Linked DNA regions of Homo sapiens: regions 2 and 3 are each linked to region 1. The links are chromatin contacts, found by Hi-C in ENCODE. All regions are on one chromosome and are shown on one strand. Each heading gives the region's core, a stretch centred on a gene start or an enhancer-like site at or near the end of the contact. The rest is flanking DNA. Distances are from core to core; before and after follow the strand shown. Region 1 holds the start of PTP4A1 (protein tyrosine phosphatase 4A1). Region 2 holds the start of SMAP1 (small ArfGAP 1). Region 3 holds the start of ZNF451 (zinc finger protein 451).

Region 1 (3,489 bases), core at 309-2,808:
ATACTCGTGGACTGGTAGGGGGCTCCGCGGACAGAAGATAAAAAACCCTCAGAATTCCGTCTCTGGTTGGCTACTGCTGCCACAAACCAACAGGAGGCAACAACATATTACACCACAGAGCTCAGGGATAGTTCTAAACAGTCCCCGATTAAAAGGCGCCATCCAGGGCCCTTCCAAAATTGGCAGGGGAAATGTATGCTGGTGCCCGGACGGGAAGTCCTTCGCGTCAGTGTAACTAACAGTAGCCCTGTCAGTTTCCAAGACGCTCCGAACCAGGCCATTTCTCGACGACTGGCCCAGAGAAAGGACAAGACTAGACTTGTTCCCATTATCACGAGCCCGAGGTGGGGCGATAAATCCGGAACAGCTCGAATTACCAGGTGGAGCCTGGGAGGAGGGCGGGGCGGACGGCCGAAGTTCTCACCTAGCAGAACCCCACTCTGGCCCGGGCAGGGGTGCAGCTCGCGGAATGCCCCAGAGGGCCGCCGCCCCGCGCACGCGGCTGTGTGCGCCCGAGCACGCCCGCTGCGCCCCCTCTCCGCGCCGCAATCACGGGTTCGCGCCGCGCCTTCAGTCAGGCGCGGGCGCCGAGGCCATTTTGTCTGAGGCTCGGGTCCCGGCCGTCGAGCACAAGAGTGTAGCTGCACCCAGTGGCTGTCCCGCGCCCACCCCGGAGCTCCGAGAAGCTCTGGAACCAGATCGTTACCACCCGTGCCTGGCTGTCCGGCCTACCCCACGCCCGCCCGGATCTGGAGGCGAACCCGCCACCGCCGCGCCCTCCCCGTATCCGGCTCCGCAGTGACACGCGCAGCCCTCGCCCCACCCCGGGCCACGTCTCCCGCTCCCAGTGCAGCCACTCTCCTCCGGCCGAACAAAGAGGCCCCGGGACGCCGCGGAGCCTGCCATGCCCGGACGGGTCGCGCCAGACCAAAGGGCCAAGGGCGGAGGCGGCGGTCACAAAGCGGCTTTTGTGCCACCCACCCGGCCCGCTGCGGAAGCCGAAACTGCCCCCGGCCGCCGCAGAAGCCGGACCGCGCCGCCCCCGTCGCTCCGGGCTCGGGAGGGACTCAAAAGCCGGTGCCTCCGGCGGCCAACCGCCACCCCGCAGCCCCGAGGGGCCCGGCATCTGCCTCCGCACAGCCGGCCGCAATCGGCCGGCCACAGGGCCATAACCCGCCCGCTCCCACCCGGGACCCACCGGAACCGCAACCCGGGGCAACCTGGAGGAGACGCCGGGCTCCGAACAAAGGCGACAGCGGGGATGGGGGGCCGGTCGTGGATTCCCAGCCCGAGAGGCGACGATGCGACGGCTACTCACAGGAATATGTTTACTCATTGAAGATTGTGGCCTAATCATACAGCCGGTCCCGAGGCGGCGGCGACACAGGCGGTGGCGGTGGCTGCAGGGCAGGAGGCGGCGGTGGTCGTGGCGGAGCGGCGGTGGCGGCGATGCAGGCGGCGGCGGGGGCACCAGACTCTACCATGCAGTGAGCGGCTCGGAGCAGAGCGCGTAGCCGAGCCGGCCCGCAGCCGAAGGAGCCAATACACGCGCCGAGGCGCCCTTGCGTCACAAGCCCTCCCCTTTATAGCCGGCGCGACGTGCAACCCTCCAGCCACCAATCGCGGCCTGGAACCGCGGGCCAGGAGCCGACAGGCGGGGGCGGAGGCCCGCCCCCTCCGGACGTCACTCCGCGGCGGCCGCCGCCGGTGTGAACCGGTTGATGAATGGCTAAGCGCCGAGTCGGAGCATCCCCGGGGCGGGGGAGGGAAGGGGCTGCCGGGAGTGCTCCGGGATGCAGGAAGCCTGAAGTTAAGAAGGGGTGGGAGCGAGAGAGATTCCGATTTATCGACTGGAAGGAATCATGCTGCAAACCACGTTTCTCATAATTAAAACGGTCCAGGAGTGCACACATGTCACATGAGGAGACTCGAAGTTTGCCTGAATCGTAAAATGCAATCCTTCTAGGGCTGGAACCGCGTCTCAGTGTCGAGCCTGCTTTCTACTGCCTTAACCACGGTCATCTTTGCCAGTGGTTTACCTTGGCACCTGGGCCCCGAGTACCTTCGTCATCAAATAATATTTATGTCGCAAGACCGCTGTACCCGGTGACTCAACACCTTGCATGCCACGGCCTTAGGCTTGGTCAAGATGAATTCTTGTCCCTGGGGGCGCTTTCAAGCGGGGAGAAACTTACCTTCGCAAAACTTAAGGCTATAGAAGATGGGGAGAGTATCTTTTGATGCAGACGAAGCCCTATGCTCCCTATATTCTTTTTTTGATCACACCTCTCTATACTACGTACGCGTGCAACTGCAGTTGGCTCAATTGTGGCATTTCGAAATCACATGCATCCTTTGTACTGCTGCTCACTTGATATGTTGTCTCAGATAATGAAAGGTTAGGAAGTGCTTAAAGAAAGCGTTTTTAGAAATTAAGAATCCTCGGTTTTGTCAAGCACTGATGTAATTCTTTGCGTCAAAGCTAAAGCTCTTCTTTATGTTCGTTTTCAGTCCTCTTTTACTGACTTCATTATTTAAGCCCCTAAGAAGTAAAGTCTTATCGCAATTCTGTGCCATACAAGGGCACCTCTGTTATTTATAATCTGAAAACCCTTTCTCCTCAGCTCTGGAGAAGGACCAAACAGGACCTTTACCTGCTTTTTAAGAACTCAGTTTTCCACTAACACTGAAGCCTTTTGTTTGTTATTTTCACCGAGTATGAGATTGGAGAGGGCTTTAGGGATCAAATTTTGTCCTCTTTCAGTGCCCTGCAACATCTTAGGATTTATTAGAACTTCTATTTAGAGACTGGTTGTATAGTTATTCAACTTTCTTAACTCTGTAAGTAAAATAAGAACTTTAAAAAAACAAAAACAAACAAAATCCTGGGCCAGACTTTCAAAGGAACAAAAACTCTTCGTCATTTGGAAGAAAATGGCTCACCTACGACACATTTTAATCCATTAAAATCAAGGAAAACTAGCACACTTGAGAAATATGTCCCTTTACAAATAAATGATTTAAAAAAGTAAAGACTTTAAAATCTTAAATTCTAAGAAAATATAGAAAGCTTAAAAATCTTGGGTGGTAGGGGCAAAGCTAAGCAGGCTGGGGAACTCATGTCGAAAAAAAGGGACAGATTTCATATATAAGAACTAAAAACTTTTATATGGCAAAAGGCTTTTGACAAATGTCAATTTCACACTGGGGGAAATATTGGTGATACTTCATGGGTAGGGTTAATATAAAAAGCTTGGCCAATGTATATAATAGTGTAGTTAAAAAGCACATATTCAGTCAGCCACTCTTACTCCACAAGTTGGTAAACACAGATAATTGGAATAGTGAAACTTTTTCATGTAATGGCATTTCAAAAAATACATTTGGTGGGACAAGATATAAACTCAGCAAATGATTAACAGAGCCAAATATGTGTTAGCCAATTTTCTTGTAGAACTTGTGATACAAGTTGTGAGCCTTGTGATCCAC
Region 2 (3,489 bases), core at 665-3,164, 7.1 Mb before region 1:
ACTGTTACTATTCGACTTTTAATGAACAGATTTAATATTTACCAGCATCTCTACTTAACCATGTTATTACTCAAAATGACAAAATGTGTACTATTTAGCTTCAGCTTCTTTCTTCTTCTTGGCCTTTTAAAGGACCATTTTTCAGTGTTTTGCTAGTGCAGTCAATGAGCAAGCAACTGAGCCTAAACACAGTGCAGAACTCCCAAATAACCACACACAATCAAGTTACTAGGAAAACAAGTATTACAAGAACCAGGCACGGACTTTGTAAAAACTCATCACCTGAAAAGGTTACATAGGATAAATATAATCTTGACTCAATCAAGTTACTATATTGAAAAGTGCTTCATAAAAATAATCTAGTTACAGTATTCCCGCATGATTCTTCTAGTAATTCAGTACCTGTTACGACAGTGAAGTAACCTGCTGATGCTGTGTGGCTCAGTCTAGTCAAATATTATCAGCCTACTGAAATGTGACTCATTTATATAGTATTGAGATAGAACAGTAAAGCTTCAGGAAAAGTCTAAGTCAAATAACACAGAAATCTTAAAGGACATTCCCCAAAGAGACTGTCTCCTGCTTTAGAGAACTACCCTATTTCTCACCCAATAACGAAATAAACCAATTAAAAATATACACGATCTTTTCTTAACTACACAAGACATTTCTTTAAAAAAAAAAGAAATATTTCCCTTGAGATTACTTACAAGACATTAAACATAAATCAGATCTCCAAACACAAAACATAGCAGCTAAAAATAGTATATCTGTTTCAAAGGCTGAGGCAGAAGCCCTCCAACCGAAAAAACTAAAATTAGGTTTTTTCCATCTCTAGATCTTTAAAATGAACCTTCAGCATTTATGAGGTACACAAATCAGTGTCCACATATTCTCCCAAACTAGCTGGTCAGAGAAAACCTAATTACTAAAATCTTCAGAAATACAAACCCACCGTCCTCCAAGAGACTCATGTAATGAAATTCCTCTTCATTCTGGCTAATAACCAGACTAAAAAACAATACTACTACTAATAAAGACCTTTCTCCAATTAATTTATTCCGTAAAACTCAAACCCACCGAAAAAGACCACCATACTCTTTTTCAGGAAGCAGAGATAAAAGCCTTGTACAAAAGCTGTCAGGTGGGCAGGCAGGTAGGGCTCCATCTAGGAGACCAAGAATCCGAGCCCGGAGTGGGAGGACGTGGTCACACCGGAGGGTAGAGGAGGGGATCCAGACCTAAGCGCGGCCCCACCCACAGAGATAGCTATGAGCAGAGCTAGGAGGGCAACTCTCTAACCCTAAGCTCTGCCCAGACCCGTGCCCGGTTCCGCGCTCCCAGCCTCGCTCCTACCCCCAGCCCTGTGGAGGGTCCGAGCATCGCTACCCTGGCACCTGCTCAAACCCGTGTCTGGGAGGAGGGGAGGCTGGGGCCACTGACAGGGCCTGCGGGCCTGACCTCGCCGCCGCCTCTGGCGGACTTGAGGGTCGACAGGAGCCCCGCGCCCGCCCGCTCAGCCACCCGCCCTCCAGTCAGGGCAGGAGCCGGCCAGCGAAGCCGAGGCGTCCGCTCGGGCCCCGAGCGCCGCAGCGGCGGGAAGGTCACCGGTCGCAAGAGGCCCCGACCGTGGGCAGCGACGACGTCCAAGCTACCTTTGGCCTCGCAGTCGGCGCAGTACTTGTTGTCCTCCTCCCTCAGAAGCTTGGATAGGATGAGCTGGTGCTGCTCGTTCAGCTTCTGAGCCTTCTCCCGACAGGAGCGCGTCGCCATCTCGGCAGCGGGGCGGGGAGCCTGGGGCAGCTACGGCGGCGGCGGACGCTGGCTGGAGCCGGGCAGAGTGAACGCACCTGGCGCCGCCGGGACCGCGGGCGGACTCAGCCCAGGAAGCGGCAGCGGCAGCTGGAACGGGAGGAGGGGCGGCGGCGGCGGTGGCGGTGGTAGCGCCGACGTGTCCCGCCTCCTTGACCGGCCTGCCGGCACGCACCACCCTAGCCGGCGAGGGGAGGGGGAGGGGGACTGGGTCGCGCCGAGGCTTCCGGGTGGCGCGGAGGAAGGAACCCGGGCGCCGAGCGCGCTGCGCATGCGCCGAACCTACGGGGCCCGGGCTGCCGAGTCTTTTTGCAAAAAGGCCTTCTGCCCAAGGTGATTCCCGAAAGGTAGCTGGCACTGCCTCATACGAGCTTTCCCCCCTTTTGAGATGTGATGGTCCGCAAGGGCCTCTAGTAAAACCCAGTAATGGAAGACCTTTTACAAGAAGCCTACTTTGACTTGCCCATTTGCCTTTGCTCTTGCTGGCACAACATTGGAAATGCAGAAATAACTAGCGACTGGGTGGGTTCATTTACTCATTCGAGGTTTATTCGCCTGCAGTTTAGAAGCTGGAGACACGGATGGAAGAAAAGAGGAAAAACGGTCTCTTACATTTTAAGGGCGAGAAATAATCTAGTAGTGACATGTATTAGGGGATAACATTTCATTGAGTGATTACTCTGTTAAACGAACTGTTAGCTCATTTAACCCTTTCCCCAACCTTATGATATTGTTATCCTCATTACACAGGGGAGGAAAGTGAGGCATAGAGGAGTTAAGTAACCTGACCAGATTACAGAACTACTAGTGGAGGAGTTGAGATTTAAATCCAAAGCAGTCTGGCTCCAGAGTCTGAAAGACCTGGCAGTAAGCCCTTCCATAAGGGGGAAAGTGTGACCAGGAACCCAAGTACTAGGCGGTGATACTTTAACAAGAAGCTGTGTAAATAGTGATCCTTAATGCAAGAGAAAGAGAACTAAAGAAAACACTTTTCATTGGAACCCAGACCCTAATCCAGGCTCATGAAGTTTGAACTCCGGGTGACGCAGTTTCGATGATTTGGCATGTTGTATATTATGAGGAAGTTCTAATATGGGGCTTATGCAAGCCAAATAAACACAGTCCTTGCCTGCGATGAAGCAGATGCTAAGAAAGGCAATGAGCAAGAGTCGGTCTTACACTTCTTAGTAAGGCCAATTTCTAGCCCCTGTCCCTGCATAAAAGTGACCCTCATTGCTACCTAGCCCTGTTCTTGGCACAGGGGCTCAAAAATGTTTCTGGAATTAAATTGAATGGATATGGCAATGAAGATGCTCAGTAATTAAACAAATTAGAGCTTATACTACATAGCTCTGACAAATAACTACTAGGGAGATATTGGTGAGTTCCAATGAACAGAAAAAAACATTATGTGGGAGGTAGAACTTACGAGCCTTGTCCTGAAGATACGCTGGATTTAGATGGGGACTGGGGAGGGAGATATTAAGAAAGAGCAGCTTGCACAAAAGCATGAAGACCTGAAGTACCTTGGAAAACAGACTGGAACAAAAGGTACTACTTTTGAGATAAGGCTGCATAAGTAAACTATGATAGGGTTATGGAAGACTTGGGAAGCCAGACAAAGTAGTCTGGCCTTGATGCAAATTGACAGTAGAAAACCTGTAGATTTTTGCCAGG
Region 3 (3,489 bases), core at 633-3,132, 6.5 Mb after region 1:
TTAAACATACTTCAGCGCATGGTGAAGGAAAGGACAGGATACAATTCACCCCCATCCTCTACTCCAAATCCGTAGAAGATCAAAATGAAAAGGAGAGAGTACAACATACACTGGTAAAGGGAAAGAAATTCAATAAAACAATCTTGTGAAGGACTCCTAAACAAATCTATTAAAATACCATACAAAAATGAATTACCAAAATGGCCCTAATGCTGGGAAAGAAACTGTTTAATAACCAATTTTACAAGGTTTCCCAGCATCCACCATAAATGCACATCTGACACTCAACGAAAAATTCTACAGCTTGAATACCAAACTGCAACTAACTACGGCATTCCAAAAGACGAGTTGGGGACAGAACCGTTTTCTGCCTGGCGAGCTGAGATACCACTTTACGCAAAGCCTTTCTAAAACTCCAATAATTATGGAAGAAAATCACCCCAAAATACATCATAAAACACTCTCTTCTGCTTTGGAAACCCATGCTGTACAAAGTGTGCTCAGAAATCCTTATGTCCCTGCACTTGTCTGAAAATGAAGATTCCTAGGCCCCCGCCTGGAAATTCTGATTCGGTAGGTCTGCAGTGGGGCCCAGGAATCTGCCTGTTTATACTTACTAAGGCTTGAAAACTACTGTCTCAAAGGGAACAAACTCAGAAAAATAGAGCATGTTCCCAGTGATGTAGGATTCTTCATTATGAGCATCAACTGTACTATGCCGTAACATGATGATCTCAGAGGTTAGAGAAATCTTCAAGCTATTTGCCTTCATGTTAGAAGCACCATAACGCTAAGATTCTGGGCTCTCACAACCCTTCCTGTTTTCTACGTCCTTGCTCATCATTAGCAGCTCCTTCCTCCGTGTCGCCTTTAGAAGTTACTCTTGCTCCATTTCAAAACAGCGTTTTAGACACCAGCGTTTTTATCTTAAGTTTAAATGAAAGGCAGGGGGCGAGATTAAGTGTACAGCACGTTCTTTAGGACGTGCTCTTTGTGATGGCTACGGGGGTGGCTCAGATAGCTCTTTTGGTAAATTTCCCAATCCTGCGCCATGCTCCAGTGTCTAGTATGTATTAGACACTCATGAACATTAAATGACCAGGTGAGGTAACATTACATAATGGCCCACCATAGTCTTTTACTCTGGGAAAACCCCAATCATCATTGCTACTTACACTGACAAACTGAATGTCGTCTTCATTTTCATCCGTTGTTGACTCAGATGCCTCAGGGCCAGCTGGAGGGACAGATTCTATTATCTATAAAAACAAGCCAAAACATGCTTATCTGTTCAGCCACATTCGTGTAGGAAGAGAGCGTTTCCGAAAGGAACAATTAAAGACAGAGAGCTCTTGAGGAAAACGAACTGAGCACAATTTCACGGAAACCCGACTAGGAACGGAACTCGAGCTCTGGCTCTTGCCACAGAGTGTGCGGAGCTGCAGGGACCCAACGCTGAAAACGCGTTAGTTACCAGCCTCTCACAATTCCCCTTATCTACTCCAGGAGGAACGCAAGCTCAACACCGAAGGGCAATCCTGCCTTAAAACGTCGCTCCCACTGGCCCAGCCGCGGCCACAACGAACGCCAGGGCCCGTGCGGGGGGCCGGGCGGCCATTGTTGCTGCGGGTTCCTCGCTCAGACACGCACCAGGCCCCAGAGCTGGGCTCGGCCCAAGACACTGAAGAGGTATCGCCCCGAGGCTGCGACGGAGCACCAGGCCTCAGACCGCAGAAAACACAAACCCTTCGCGGTTCGCCTCTGAGAACGCCAGGACCCTCACTCGACTACTCACCTCCGACCCCGGGTCTCCCATGTCTCCGACGGCCGCGCTGACAGCACCACTGCTCCTGCTGTCCCTGCCGCCGCCGTCGCCACGAATCCCCTTCCCGCCCTGCACCGCCTGGCGCTACCGGGACCCGCCCCTGCGTGAGCGCCGACGCCACCGGCGGAAAGAGACGCAAAACCTCTTCAAAGGAGGAGCGGCCCTTACTGGCCCGCTATGCCCCCGGAGCCGCTTTCTCTCACTCCCGGGCTTCCTTCCCCGCGCCGCGCAGGATGCTGGGAATTGTAGTTCGGGTCCGCCCCGAGACCGCCCCTCGCCGGAGAGGAAAAGAACCATGCGCCTAAAAGACGCCAGCTGCAGTGGGTGGGGCGAAGCCAGGGGCCAGCTGGGTCCTGTGAGATAGCGAAGCACTGGGAAGATGTGGGAGGATGTGAAGGAGGGTTTGAGTTGGTATTTGTTTGGTTTTGGTATGGTTGTGAAGCGCAGCTCATTGATTTTTCTGTTTTAGCCCTGAAGGTGGGTGGTGGGAACGGATTTCTCTTTTTTTCCTTTCATTTTTAAATTTATGTATTTACTCATTTTTGAGGACAGGGGCTATGTGGAGGTTTAGCTGAATCCTAGGATCAGGAAAGAATCTGAAGTATCCTTACATTACACACCTCTTCCCTAGCGTCAGTCTCCCAGGCCCTGCCAGTATTAATACACCTGAGGAAGAAAATAGGGATGGGAAATCCAGGGCCCAATAGGAAAGGGAACCGAGGTCTACCTAACTATCACTAAACCCTAGCCAGTGATTTTGAAATGCACTTTTTCAATATTCTCAGATATACTGAGAGAATATGAGAGATCTATTTATAGACTGCTGTAAGGTTGACCTTTTAACCTTTTGTGTGTTCACACTCATAAACCAGTCTATAAAATAGATCTTTTATATTCAACTATGCATTTAATCTGTTCTCAGGTAATACCTTACCAAAAATTTAAAAAGGTTTTTTAAAAAAACACACCAATCGTTGTCAATAAAGTTTATGAAAAGAATTAAGTGATAACATTATTTTAGGCCAGGCGGGTCCTCACACTCTGGGAGGCCGAGGCGGGCGGTTCACTTAAACCCAGGAATTCGAGACCAGCCTGAGCAATAAGAGGGAACCTCGTCTCTACAAAAAATACAAAAATTAGCTAGGCGTAGTGGTCCTTGCCTGTAGTCCCAGCTACTCAGGAGGTTTAGGTAGGAGAATCGCTTGAGGCCGAGAGATTGAGATCCAGGCTGCAGGGAGCCAAATTCATGCCACTGCACTGCAGCCTGGGTGACAGAGCAAGACACTGTCTCAAAAAAAAAAAAAAAAAAACACAAATTATTTAACATCTCAGATTCCTGTTTTTGTTTGTATGCAAAACTACCATCTGATTGCCTAAGCCTGTAGTAATTATTGTTTAATATTTGACATTTCCTGCATTTCCACCAAGTGCTTTATGACTTTAGTTACTTTCTACCTAGTAAGTTTGAGACTTGTGGAAGCCAATTGAGAATGACAGACGTGCATGGGGAGTTCTTCAAAAGCTGTGTGTAAATTAAATATTTTTAAAACGTTAATGTGTAGGCAAAACTTGTATTTAAAAGCTCTTCCTAGTGGGCTGGTGAAAGTGTCCTCTAATATTTAATCAGTTGAGGCAGGAGTTAATGGGTAAAATTCTTGGAAAAC

The links. A loop is a pair of places that touch in the nucleus more often than their neighbours do. Pooled maps may share reads with other maps.
Region 2: a map of CD4-positive, alpha-beta memory T cell shows a loop between it and region 1 (10-fold over the local background). The contact joins the promoter of SMAP1 here to the promoter of PTP4A1 in region 1. A Hi-C loop is called at or near these places in 2 of 168 maps with a recorded cell type or tissue (CD4-positive, alpha-beta memory T cell and naive thymus-derived CD4-positive, alpha-beta T cell) and 6 of 50 pooled maps.
Region 3: a pooled map shows a loop between it and region 1 (13-fold over the local background). The contact joins the promoter of ZNF451 here to the promoter of PTP4A1 in region 1. A Hi-C loop is called at or near these places in 9 of 50 pooled maps.

What each region holds. Positions count from the first base shown.
Region 1 is chr6:63,570,549-63,574,037 of GRCh38, reverse strand. PTP4A1 (protein tyrosine phosphatase 4A1) reads right to left here and starts at 1,558. Exons shown (of 6, transcript NM_003463.5): 1 at 1,319-1,558. LOC124901228 (translation initiation factor IF-2-like) reads left to right here and starts at 470. Exons shown (of 2, transcript XM_047419610.1): 1 at 470-506; 2 at 608-3,489. The coding sequence starts at 470. The coding sequence ends at 1,353. It overlaps LOC128125822, which reads right to left and starts at 1,558. Exons shown (of 2, transcript NM_001415059.2): 1 at 1,319-1,558. The coding sequence starts at 1,357. It also overlaps a transcript of LGSN not described here. RefSeq lists enhancers at 1-362, 57-426, 363-1,098, 1,480-1,774, 1,099-1,834 and 1 more and silencers at 967-1,096, 1,397-1,816.
Region 2 is chr6:70,666,308-70,669,796 of GRCh38, reverse strand. It overlaps SMAP1 (small ArfGAP 1), which reads right to left and starts at 1,914. Exons shown (of 11, transcript NM_001044305.3): 1 at 1,656-1,914. The coding sequence starts at 1,773. RefSeq lists silencers at 1,173-1,232, 1,353-1,582, 1,733-2,132.
Region 3 is chr6:57,088,581-57,092,069 of GRCh38, reverse strand. ZNF451 (zinc finger protein 451) reads right to left here and starts at 1,882. Exons shown (of 15, transcript NM_001031623.3): 1 at 1,796-1,882; 2 at 1,176-1,259. The coding sequence starts at 1,816. RefSeq lists a silencer at 1,824-1,893 and enhancers at 1,314-2,196, 2,064-2,213.